Linked DNA regions of Homo sapiens: region 2 is linked to region 1. The links are chromatin loops, found by intact Hi-C in ENCODE. Cell type or tissue: IMR-90. All regions are shown on one strand. Each heading gives the region's core, and the rest is flanking DNA. Links, peaks and the distances in the headings are about the cores only. Region 1 has its middle 27 kb from the start of TCF21. Region 2 overlaps TARID (TCF21 antisense RNA inducing promoter demethylation).

Region 1 (5,391 bases), core at 195-5,194:
ATAGGGAAAACATGTTAGTGCTGATTTTCCAATCTGACAGAAATGTGCTGTGAGGAATGGAAAGTCCCTGTAATAAATATAACTGCTAGGATGATGTAATCCCAAAACTTTATTTATCTATTTATTTAGAAACACACCTAGCTAATTTTGTTTTTTGGTAGAGACGGGGGTGGAGGTCTCACTATGTTGCCCAGGCTGGTCTTGAACTCCCGGGCTCAAGCAATCCTCCCATCTCAGCCTCTCACAATGCTTGGATTACTGGCATGGACCATCATGCCCAGTCCTATTTATTTATCTATTCTCCTATTGCCTCTTTAAAAAGGGTTCAGTGGGGGAAGTTATTATTATTCCCCTGAATGAAAATTTGGCAGGTCCCATACTTTTTGTGCTAATTCTTAGTAGACAATTCTAAGTGTCATAGAGTTTCAATTCAGTAATTATGAAGTCCAATTCAAGATATTAATAGAAACTCTGAACTATTTGTGTTAAACCTCAGCTTGCCAGCACAGATTTGCCTGAGGCTGGAAGTGGGAAAAGGGCATTAGCTGGCTTCATCTTAGTCTCTCTCCTTTTTTTTCTCTTCCTCTACCACTAATCTTGCCAGTTTCTGACCACCAAAAGTTGAAACAGGAAGGGGTGAGTTTGGAGACTCGTAAGGGGAAAGGAAGTATCTTACTAGAACAGGGTATCATTATTATTTGGCTCCATGTATTCTGGATCTGCAGATGTTTAGAGCCAACCTTTTCCTTATGGGAACTGTCCCTTGCCCCAGACAGATGCATCTCCACTTCATGTGGCCCCCTGAGACTCTGTCTGTGGGCTTTAACTTTCTGCTTGGGTTCTTCTGCCTCCCCAAGTGTTCTGCTTGGACTGGGGCCAAGCCGACCTGGTGCCAGCTTGCTCTCTTGTGGATGACAGCTTCTGAGAAATGTGTTGTTAGGTGATTTTGCCATTGTGTTAACATCATAGGGTGTACTTACACAAACCTAGATGGTATAGCCTACTACACACCTAGGCTATATGGTATATATTGCTCCTAGGCCACAAACCTGTATGGCATGTTACTGTACTGAATTCTGTAGGCAATTGTAACATGATGTAAATGTAACATGATTTATATATTTTATATATTTGTGTATGTAAACATAGAAAAGTTACCATAAATATATGGTATTATAATCTTGAGGGATCACTGTTATATATGTGGTGTATCATTGACTGAAACGTCGCTATTTGGCACATGACCATAGATCCCAGCACAGTTTTCCTCTCCTGGCTCTGCTACAAAGGAATTGAGCCTCTGTGGCCTCAGGCAGGAATCATCCCTGGGAAATCTCTCCCACCCCAGGAAATGGCAGGTCTCTCCTTCCCCCTTGAGATAGGAGTGAAATGGGGCTCGCAGCTCAGCGCCATACCACATACAATATCTTCTTTCAAAGATATTCTTCTCACAAAAATCTTCTTTCTCCCCACACTTACCTCTCCCTTTTTATTCTTGATTTGGTTGAGGAGTTCAAGGGTCATGAAGCCATTTTTGGACCAGTTTCTTTACAAATTATTCATAAGGGGTTCTGTCTTGAATCTTACATCTGTTATAGTGTACTATCACAACAAAAACTTCAGTGTGAACATTCTCTTACATAAAGCCTAATCCCAATGGTAATTTTTTTCTGAATTTCTTTTATAAAACATAAACTAGTTATAATTTTTGTGTCAAAATTTATATGTTTACATGTTTTTGTAAATGAAACATATATTCATGTAAACACATAAATCATTTATATATATTAATACATTAGATTTATGGGTTTTTTTCACTCTTTTATTCTAAGAAAATTTTAAGACAGCTTTCATAGCTTTGGTTTATTAGTTCCATTGCTGCTCTAACCAATTCCCACAAATTAAGTAGCTTAAAAGAACACAAATTTATTATTTTACAGTTTTGGAGGTCAGAAGTTTTAAATTGGTTTCCTTGGGCTAAAATCAAGATACAGCAGGATTGCATTCTTCCTGACAGCTCTAACAAAGAATCTATTTCCTTGTCTTTTCCACATACTACAGGCTACCAGCATTTTGGCCTGGGGTCTCTTTCTATCTTTAAAGACTCTTCTGCCTGCCTCTTCCACAGTGAAAGACCCTTGTGATTGAATTGGGCCCACCTGGACAATCAATGACAATTGCACTGTCTTCAAGTCAGCTACAGCTAATTAGTAAGTTCCATCTGGAGCTTTACTTCCCTTTTCCATTGTATATCAGTCACGTTTCAACCAGAGAAGCAGAACCAGTAGGAGAAATACATATTTTAAGAAATTTACTGCGAGGAATCGGCTTATGTGATTGTGGGTGCTGGCTAGGCAAGTCTGAAATGCAGGGTTTCTTGGTCATTCAAGGGACATACACAGAGCAGAGAAAAAATTGAGTCAACTACATTCAGAGCACGTCTCCCGCTGAGGTTATTAACAAGACAATGCTCTGCTTTCCTGTCTCAGCTTTCAAACAGCGATGACCGGAGGATGCAGCCAGTAGGGGGCAGTGCAGTGTAGTGCAAGAAGCTCCAGCTTTAGGGTCAGTCAGATGAGGTTTGAAGTCCGACCTTGATAGTGGGGCAGCCTCATGCAAGTTATTTTACACTTCTGAACCTTTTTTTCACTCTTTTAAAAAACAAAATTTTAATTTTGAATAGCATTTTCACCTTTGTAAAATAAAGAAAATAGAATCTACAAGGATCAACTGTTTTGAGGAGTTAAGATTATAATCTATGTGAGATATGCTTGCTTAAATATGAAACATATATGAATGAGCACACATCCTAGGAGCAATGGTTCAGTATTTGCTAATTCAGTGTTTGCAGCTGCGTTTTGGAACATAACTACCACAAATAACAAGAATTGGCTGTACTAAGAGATGGCACTAGGGTATCTCTTGTACATTCTTCTTTACTTTTATGCATAGTAGCAACCCAATTTCCCCTTGATAATCAGGACAAATTACTTCAGCCAATACAGCATCCCTTTCTTTGTCTGTGAATGTTATGTAATGGAATCATACATTATGTAAACTTTTGGGATTGGCTTTTTCACTTAGATAATTCTCTATAGATTCATCCAGATCGTTATGCGAACTAATAGCTCATTCCTTTTTACTGCGGAGTAATAGATGTGCCAGTTTGTTTAGCCATGAGGTTTGAATTCTAATCCTGTTAGTGGGGCAGCCTCAGATGAATTATTTAATACTTCTGAACCTCCTTTTCGCTCTTTTAAAAAACAAACTTTAAATTTTGAGATAGTTGTAGCATTTTCATTTTTGGAGCTATTATTAGTAAAACTTCCATAAGCATTCATGTACAGGTTTTCGTGTGAACACAAGTCTTTGTCTTCTGAGATAAATGACTGGCAGTGCGTGGTAATTGCATATTTAGTTTTAGAGGAAGCTACCAAACTTTTCCAGAATGGCTGTGCCATTTTACATTCCCCAAAACAATGTGTGAGTGATCCATTTCTCTGCATATTCACCAGCATTTGATGTTACTTTTTTTTTTTTAAATAATGCTTTAGCTATTCTGAGAGGTAGGCAGTGACACCTTATTGTGGTTTTAATTTGCATTTCCCAAATGACTAATAATGTTGAATATCTCTTCTTGTGCGTATTTACCATCTGTATATCTTCTTTGGTTAAATGTCTCTTCATGTCTGTGTTTGAATTGAATTGTTTGTTTACTATTTAGATTTGAGAGTTCTTTATAAATCCTAGATACTAGTCTTTTGTTGGATATATGGTCTGAAAGTACATTTGTCCATCAGTATTAGTGGGGATTGGTTCCAGGACCATCCCCAATACCAAAAGTCCATGCATACTCAAATCCCCCAGTAGCCCTGCAGAACCTACCTCTTGGATATGAAAAATCAACCCTCCATATCTGAGGATTTGGCATCCTGCAAATATTGTGTTTTTTAACTGTGTTTAGTTGTGGATATGGAGGGCTGGTGGTATTTACTGAAAAAAAAATGTGTATGAGTGGACTCATGTAGTTCAAACCTGTTATTCAAGGATCAACTTTATTCTCTTCCACTCAATAGCATGTCTTTTCTTCCTTTTCACAGCGTCATTCAAAAGGTAAAAGTTTTAATTTTGATAAAGCCCAATTTATTATTTTTTCCTTTTATGGCTCATGCTTTTGGTGTTATCTTTGTTCAGGTTGCTATAACAAAAATACCATAGACTGGGTGGCTTAACAGAAACTTATTTCTCGCAGTTCTTGAAGCTGGGGAGTCCAATTTCATGTCACTGGCAGATCTGGTGTCTGGTGAGGGCTCACTTCCTGGTTTGTAGATGTTGTCTTTTCCCTGAGCTTTCACATATTGGAAAGGAAGAGGATGCTCTCTGAGGTTTCTTTTATAAATGCACTAATTCTATTCACAAGGGCTCTGCCCTTATGACATAATCACCTTCCAAAGGCCTCACCTCTTAACACTGATGATTAGGTTTCAAGACAAAAATGTTAAGAAGACATAAACATTCAGTCTATAGTAGATGTAAGTCTAAGAATTCTTTGTCTGGCTTTAGATCACAAAGTTTTTCTCCTATTTTATTTTTTCAAAAAGTGTTATGGTCTTATATTTTACATTTAAGTACATGATCCATTTTAAGTTAAATTTGTATAAAGTAGAAAACTTCAGTCTAGGTTCTTTTTTTTTCTTTCTGCCTGTGAACATCCATTTTCTCCAGCATCCTTCATTGAAAAGACTATCTTTCCTCCATTGTCAAAAAACAGTTGAACATGTTTGTGTTAGTATATTTTGGGATTCTCTATTCCAGCTCCATTGATTTATGTGTCTGTCCCTCTGCTAGTACCATGCTGCCTTGATTGCCATAGCTGTAAAGTAGGTTGTAAAATCAGGTAGACTGCTTCCACTCATTTTGTTCATGTATTTCAAAATGATTTTAGCTATTCTAATCCTGTACCTTTCCATGTAAATTTTAAAATTATCTTGCCTACATCTATCAAAATCTTGCTGGTATTTTGAGAGTACTTGTTTTAAGCCTATATATTAATTGGAAGAGAATTGACATCTTTACTATATGATATTGAATCTTCCAATCCATGAACGTGGTATGTCTCTGTATTTATTTAGATCTTTGATTTCTTTTATCAACTTTTTGTAATTTTTGGCATACAAGTCCTGTGCATGTTCTGTTAGTTACACTTAATTTTTTATAAGTAATTGTAAATATTGTATTTTTGATTTTAGTGTCTACATGTTTATTGCTAGTAAATGGAAATATAATTGGCTTTTGTGTGTTTATTTTGTATCCTGTGACCTTGCTGAACTCTCTTATGAGTTCTGTTCTATGAGATTTTGTTTGTTTATAGATTGGGATTTTCTACATAGA
Region 2 (5,391 bases), core at 115-5,114, 280 kb after region 1:
TGAGGCCCTGTCCCTGGATGGCCTTATCTCCCCACAGGACTTCAATTTCCACATGTGGCCATTCCAATATATGTGCCCAAATGCATGTCAGTCATCAGCACGTGGATGTCCCACAAGGCTCTCAAAGGCAATGTTCAAAACAGAACTTACCATTGCTTCTAATCTTCAGGCCCTGACTCTACTCCCCCATTTGCTATCTTAGGGAACAGCATTCAGACCAGAAACCTGGTTGTCGTGTTGGGTTCTCTGACTCACTCCCCATAGCCATAAGTCATTGACACTCTTATTGCCTTAATAATTCTTCACTCAGTGTCTTTCTTTCTACTCATGTTGATAGGACCGAGGAACTCATTATCTCTTGTCTGAGTTGCTGCAGCAGCCTTCCAGCGACTTCTCACATCCTTCTCTTGATTTCCCAAACCAAGCAACACGTTGGTGGGATATTTTTCTAAAACAGAAATCTGATTATGCAACTCCTACTTAAAATAATTCAATGATTTCTTCTTCACCTACCGCCATCATTCACAGACAAGAAGCTCCAGGAGGACCATGGTGCATCTTCTTAAAGATTAATTTATTTGAAGGTAAATAATTCAAAGTCTACTAAAATTGATATAATATAGAGTAGGTTACAAAATTCACATTTGTTTTTAAACCTGGAAGCTCCAGAAATTTTAACATGAGCTACAACCATTTCAGGTGATGTTCCTCTATCTTCAGAGGATAAATACTTGCTCACAATTGCTGTTAGGAGTAATATGATTTAAAAAGGGATAATGAATGGATAAGATCCAAATTCCTTAACATGGTTTATAAAGTTTATTTTGATCTAGCCCTCCTTGTCTTCTCAGCTTCATAAGTGTCTTCTTAGGCCTCACCCAAGCACTAATCTGACTAACTCCTAGTTGTCATTACCTCTCAGGCATGGCTTCATCAGAAAATCTTCCTTCTTTCCCTCCTTTCCCAATCTGGTTTTAGACTTCCCTTCTCTACAATCCACCAGCATCCTGGGCCTACTTCTATCATAGCCCCTTCCACATTGCTTTGATGTTGTGGTTTTCTTATGTGATTCTTCCATTAGACTGTAAGCACCCTAAAGGTAGGTGTCATAGAGCTTTGAAAGTTCAGTGCCTAAGATAGTATAGCATACATGGTAGGTGTTCAGTGAAGCTTATGATTAGTTGAATAATCACCCTCCACAGAGCACAACACAGGTGTTCAATAGATGTTTAATTTAACAATTGATAATCAGAAAATAGACATTTCTCATTAACTCTTTCCCTTTCCTTTTGAGCATTCATAATGTTCCACCACTAATTCTTAAAACCCAAGTTCCCACCCTCTAATCACAAACTCCTGTTGCGAGGGGGGATTGCTGAAGGGAGTCTGATAGGACACAGATCAGTGCATCTGCAAATTGATCCTTCTCAGTACCAAGTGGGCTTCTTTGTCATCTGACAACCTTTTAAATTGTCCTTTTCCCTCAGTGGATATTTCAAATATTCACCACTGTCATTGATTCCATTAACATTTCAGTATGAAGTTCACTCTCTAATTCATAGTTTATCCTCAACTTTTGCCCTCCATTTAAAACACTGACAGATTCATCTTTATCTTGTGTGTTCTTCTGTTTTCTTTTTCTTTTATGGGGAAAGTTATCCTCTTCTCTTCAAGAGCTTGCCCTCCAGGCTCTAGGTGCCAATAATCACCTGACAGCAAATTCCACGAATGCTTCGCCTTGTGTATTGTAAGTGGCCATCTGTTGCATTTGACATCATTACTGATCTTTTTGTAAGTGGAAGTCCCCTTGGTTTGAGTGATAGATTATCTTACTCTTCAACTTCTTTGTCCTTTGTGCACTGTTTTCTAGAGTTCCATCCTTTACTGTTCTTTCATTACCCATATTCTCTCAATAGAGAGAATTAGATCCTTCTACTCTGAAGGATTTAATTGCAAGTGATATACTAATATTGGCCAGATTTGTATACTCTGCCATACAGCTCCTAGACATCTCAACCTAGAAGCTTTATGGAGATTTCAAACTCAAAAATCAATAGCTTATCATCTTTATCTCATCTTTCTTCTTCTAATACCCTTAAAGTTCTCTTTGTCTTCTGTTTCCTCTCTGGGTAAATTGGCAGCATCATCAAGTTGCCCAAGTCAGAAACCTGGGAACCATCTCACAACATCCCTTTTTAATGTTGATGAAGAGCTCTTGACAATTCTTCCTCCTAATCTAATCTCAGTTTTTCCCACCCTCTTTAATCCAGCTGTCAATGCTCCTGCCTGGTCCTCACCAGCTCTCACATGCTGTGTTACAGCAGACCCTAATTGTCCCCCTTTCAGGCCTCACCTCTCCCAACCCACAGTTTTTACGGCTGCCAGTGTTGGTTCTCTGAGTCAGCCCAGATATTGCTTCCTGTAGAAACTCTCGCAACACCATCCCCTGGGCAGATATAGCTGCTTTCTCCAGTATGAATCTGAGACCTGGTACAGCATAAAGTTCTCCTGTAATCTTTTACTCTGTTGCATTCTTTCATTTTCTGTTTCTTTCATTTTCTCTCTTCCACTTAATTGCAAGCTCTTTGATTACAGAAGTTGTATCTTTCTGAATTGCTTAATAAATATTTATTGAATGAAATGTTTATTGAGTGAATTCTTCCAATTCTTTGCCTTTTTCCACTTAATTTCACTGTTATTGTTTTTTATTTAGAGGTAGAAGAGTGTAGCATTTATAAGTTCAGGTTCTGCAGTGAGACTTTCTGAGTTCAAATCCCAGCTCCTCCTTAACTTTGCAAGCTCTCTCATTTTTCTGTGCCCAGTTTCCTGATCTAGAAACTGGAGATAATAATAGTAACATTTTCCAGGAAATTATGAGGACTAAGTGAATTAACATGTAAACATTTGAATTTCAGACTATTGCCTGACACACATTAAGCCCTTAGATGTTACTTTTATTATTGTCATATTTTTTCTTTTTTCATCTCTTCTTCTTTCCTTCCTTTTTCCCCATTCTTTTTGTTTGTTTGGCATTCAATTTTCTTCCTTCTTCTCCTATTACTCTCATATTTACTAACAGCTCATAATGTCCCAGCCACAGAGAAGGTCCTGCTATGAGGAGTCACACAAACAAATACCTCTGTAAGGTCATGTTGATGTGACATTTAGAGATGGAGTAAACAGTTGCATTGTGGCAGTGGTCATGCTCAGGAATTTGACTGCAACACAGCCCTCTATAGCATGGAATGCAGAATAATCTCACTCCAGGACCCCGTCCAAGGCAGGGTGGAGCATTTCTAGGATATTATTTGTGTTATGACTCCAGGCATGGGACTACTGCAGGCTTCATGGCTGTTTCTTTGTGGTCAATATCATCTGATGGATCCATTTCAGAACCTTGCTCTGAGCTGGTCTTTCCTGGTGGAGAAGGAGGGCTCCAGACTGGATTTGGGGAGCACATGATTTTAACCCTCAAAGGGAAATTTCTCTGGAAGTCTGACTGCTACTTCTTCCAATATTTTGAAAAGAATAAAAATGGAAAGACTATACCACCAGACTTTATGCAAATATGTGATTGTTTATGGCCAATGTTATATGGACACGTCAAAATGGTCTATCTGTGTGGGTGCATGAGTTCATTTTCAGTAATATGAACATCTAGAAAAGTTTAGGTGTGTGTGTTTGTGTGTCTGTTTGCTGTAGAAAGAAACCACAAGGGCAGTTCAAAAATATGCTTAGCCTTTTTTATAGAATTAATCTAACCCAAATTTAGAGGAGAAAGACTCAAAGATTAACCAACATGAAAATACTTAATTGGGCAAATTTGGGCAAAGGCTTTTGTTTTTATGTTTTTATGATTAGTTTTTGTCACAGGATAATAATTGGATTAGGTCATTAAGAAGCCCCGACACACTAAATTATGTAGCCTAGTGCCTTACACATAGTGGATACTTGGTAATTACTTGAGGGATGAATGAATAAGCAAGGAAATGGATTCCTCAGTTTAAATGATGTGTACCAAATTGCCTAGATAAGTTTTCTGGAGGAAGATACTTATGAATACATCAGCCAAGATAATTGGAATGAAAGTAAAAGGCTAGGATAAAAATATTTAAGGGGAAAAGTGAGTTGTGGCAACGAATTTAGAAATATAAATTCAGTTACTATTGGCCTAGTGACACTTGAAAGCCATTTGTAAGATTACTTTTTGTGGCAAATTAGTGGAGACAAAGAATAATTTACAAATGAAAACATGTTAGGAATGAAATGTAATTTTAAGCCTGAAATACTTGCTTGTCCTCCACAGCCACATCTGCCTCAAGATCAAGTCCTTCATAGCTAATGAAAACCAGAAAACAAGAGAAAAACTTAAAACTGAGATTTCTTTAACTATTGTTCACTGAGCATACATTTAGATAAGGCCTTGTGCTTAGTGCTTCAAAGACTTGAGAAATCCAGATCTTGATTTCAATAAATTTATTCTCTAAAGAAGAAAGAAATTGAGTAAACAAATTAATATTGACACAAGAAAGATTATAAGACAAGGAAGTTTTTGGTATTTTCTTGTTTTTGTTTTTGTTTTTTTAGTTATATCAGTAAGGATTCAACCAGAGAAACAACATCAGTAGGAGATACTAAGAGATTTATTGCAAGGAATTGACTTGTGCAATTCTTGGTGATGTCAAAGCAAGTCTGAAATCCACAGGACAAACCAAGAAAGGCAAGCTGAGAGTCCTGAGCATAATTTCAGGTTGCTATCTACAGGCAGAATTTCTTTTTCCTTAAGGAAGCCCCAGTTCTGATCCTAAGGCCTTTGACTGATTGATTCAGGCTCACACTGACTATCTGGGATAATCTCCCTGCATAACATCAACTGATTATTGACTTTAAGCACATCTACAAAATACCTTCATCGCAACAGCTAGATTGTGATTGAAGTTTGATTGAATAATGGGGACTATAGCCTAGCCAGGTTGCAAGGTAAAACTGACCACCACAGTCCACATCTTGCCAATTTTACATCCATACACATCTTCTGGAACCATACTTAATCTCCAAATAAAAATAATGGCAAAATCATACTTCCATCTAATATGATACAACTATCTTCCATGCCACCAAAACCACACTAACGCTTTCCTCAGAAGAGGATGCAAAGTCTTGGGTACTGTTCACTTTTCTCCTTGATATTCTATAATGTAAATATTGTGATATAAAGTTAACTATTATTAATACAGCCTATGTTAGATGAAAAGGGGATAAGAGAGGAAAGAACACAAAAATATTTGCTAAATATATATACAAACATTCATAATAAGAAAAAAATCTGTAACTATTATAGTCCTTATTTTTGCAGCTGATCATTAGCCATAATTGATATTTATAACTATG

The links. Peaks named below come from ENCODE experiments on the same cell type or tissue, not always from the same donor. Only the 100,000 strongest peaks of a DNase experiment are listed, where the experiment ranks them.
Region 2: a loop joins it to region 1, with 7 times the contacts of the local background. A loop is called at or near these places in 2 of 110 quality-filtered maps.

What each region holds. Positions count from the first base shown.
Region 1 is chr6:133,913,881-133,919,271 of GRCh38, reverse strand. No RefSeq gene overlaps it. Among named protein-coding and RNA genes, the nearest start is that of TCF21, 27 kb to the right of the region's middle. In IMR-90, for the core only: a CTCF peak has its summit at 2,523 (motif pointing right); a DNase peak (open chromatin) is centred at 2,531; H3K27ac peaks cover 374 bases.
Region 2 is chr6:133,629,453-133,634,843 of GRCh38, reverse strand. The region is part of intron 4 of TARID (TCF21 antisense RNA inducing promoter demethylation); the gene reads left to right. Among named protein-coding and RNA genes, the nearest start is that of EYA4-AS2, 180 kb to the right of the region's middle. In IMR-90, for the core only: a CTCF peak has its summit at 3,219; DNase peaks (open chromatin) are centred at 2,423 and 3,193; H3K27ac peaks cover 2,382 bases.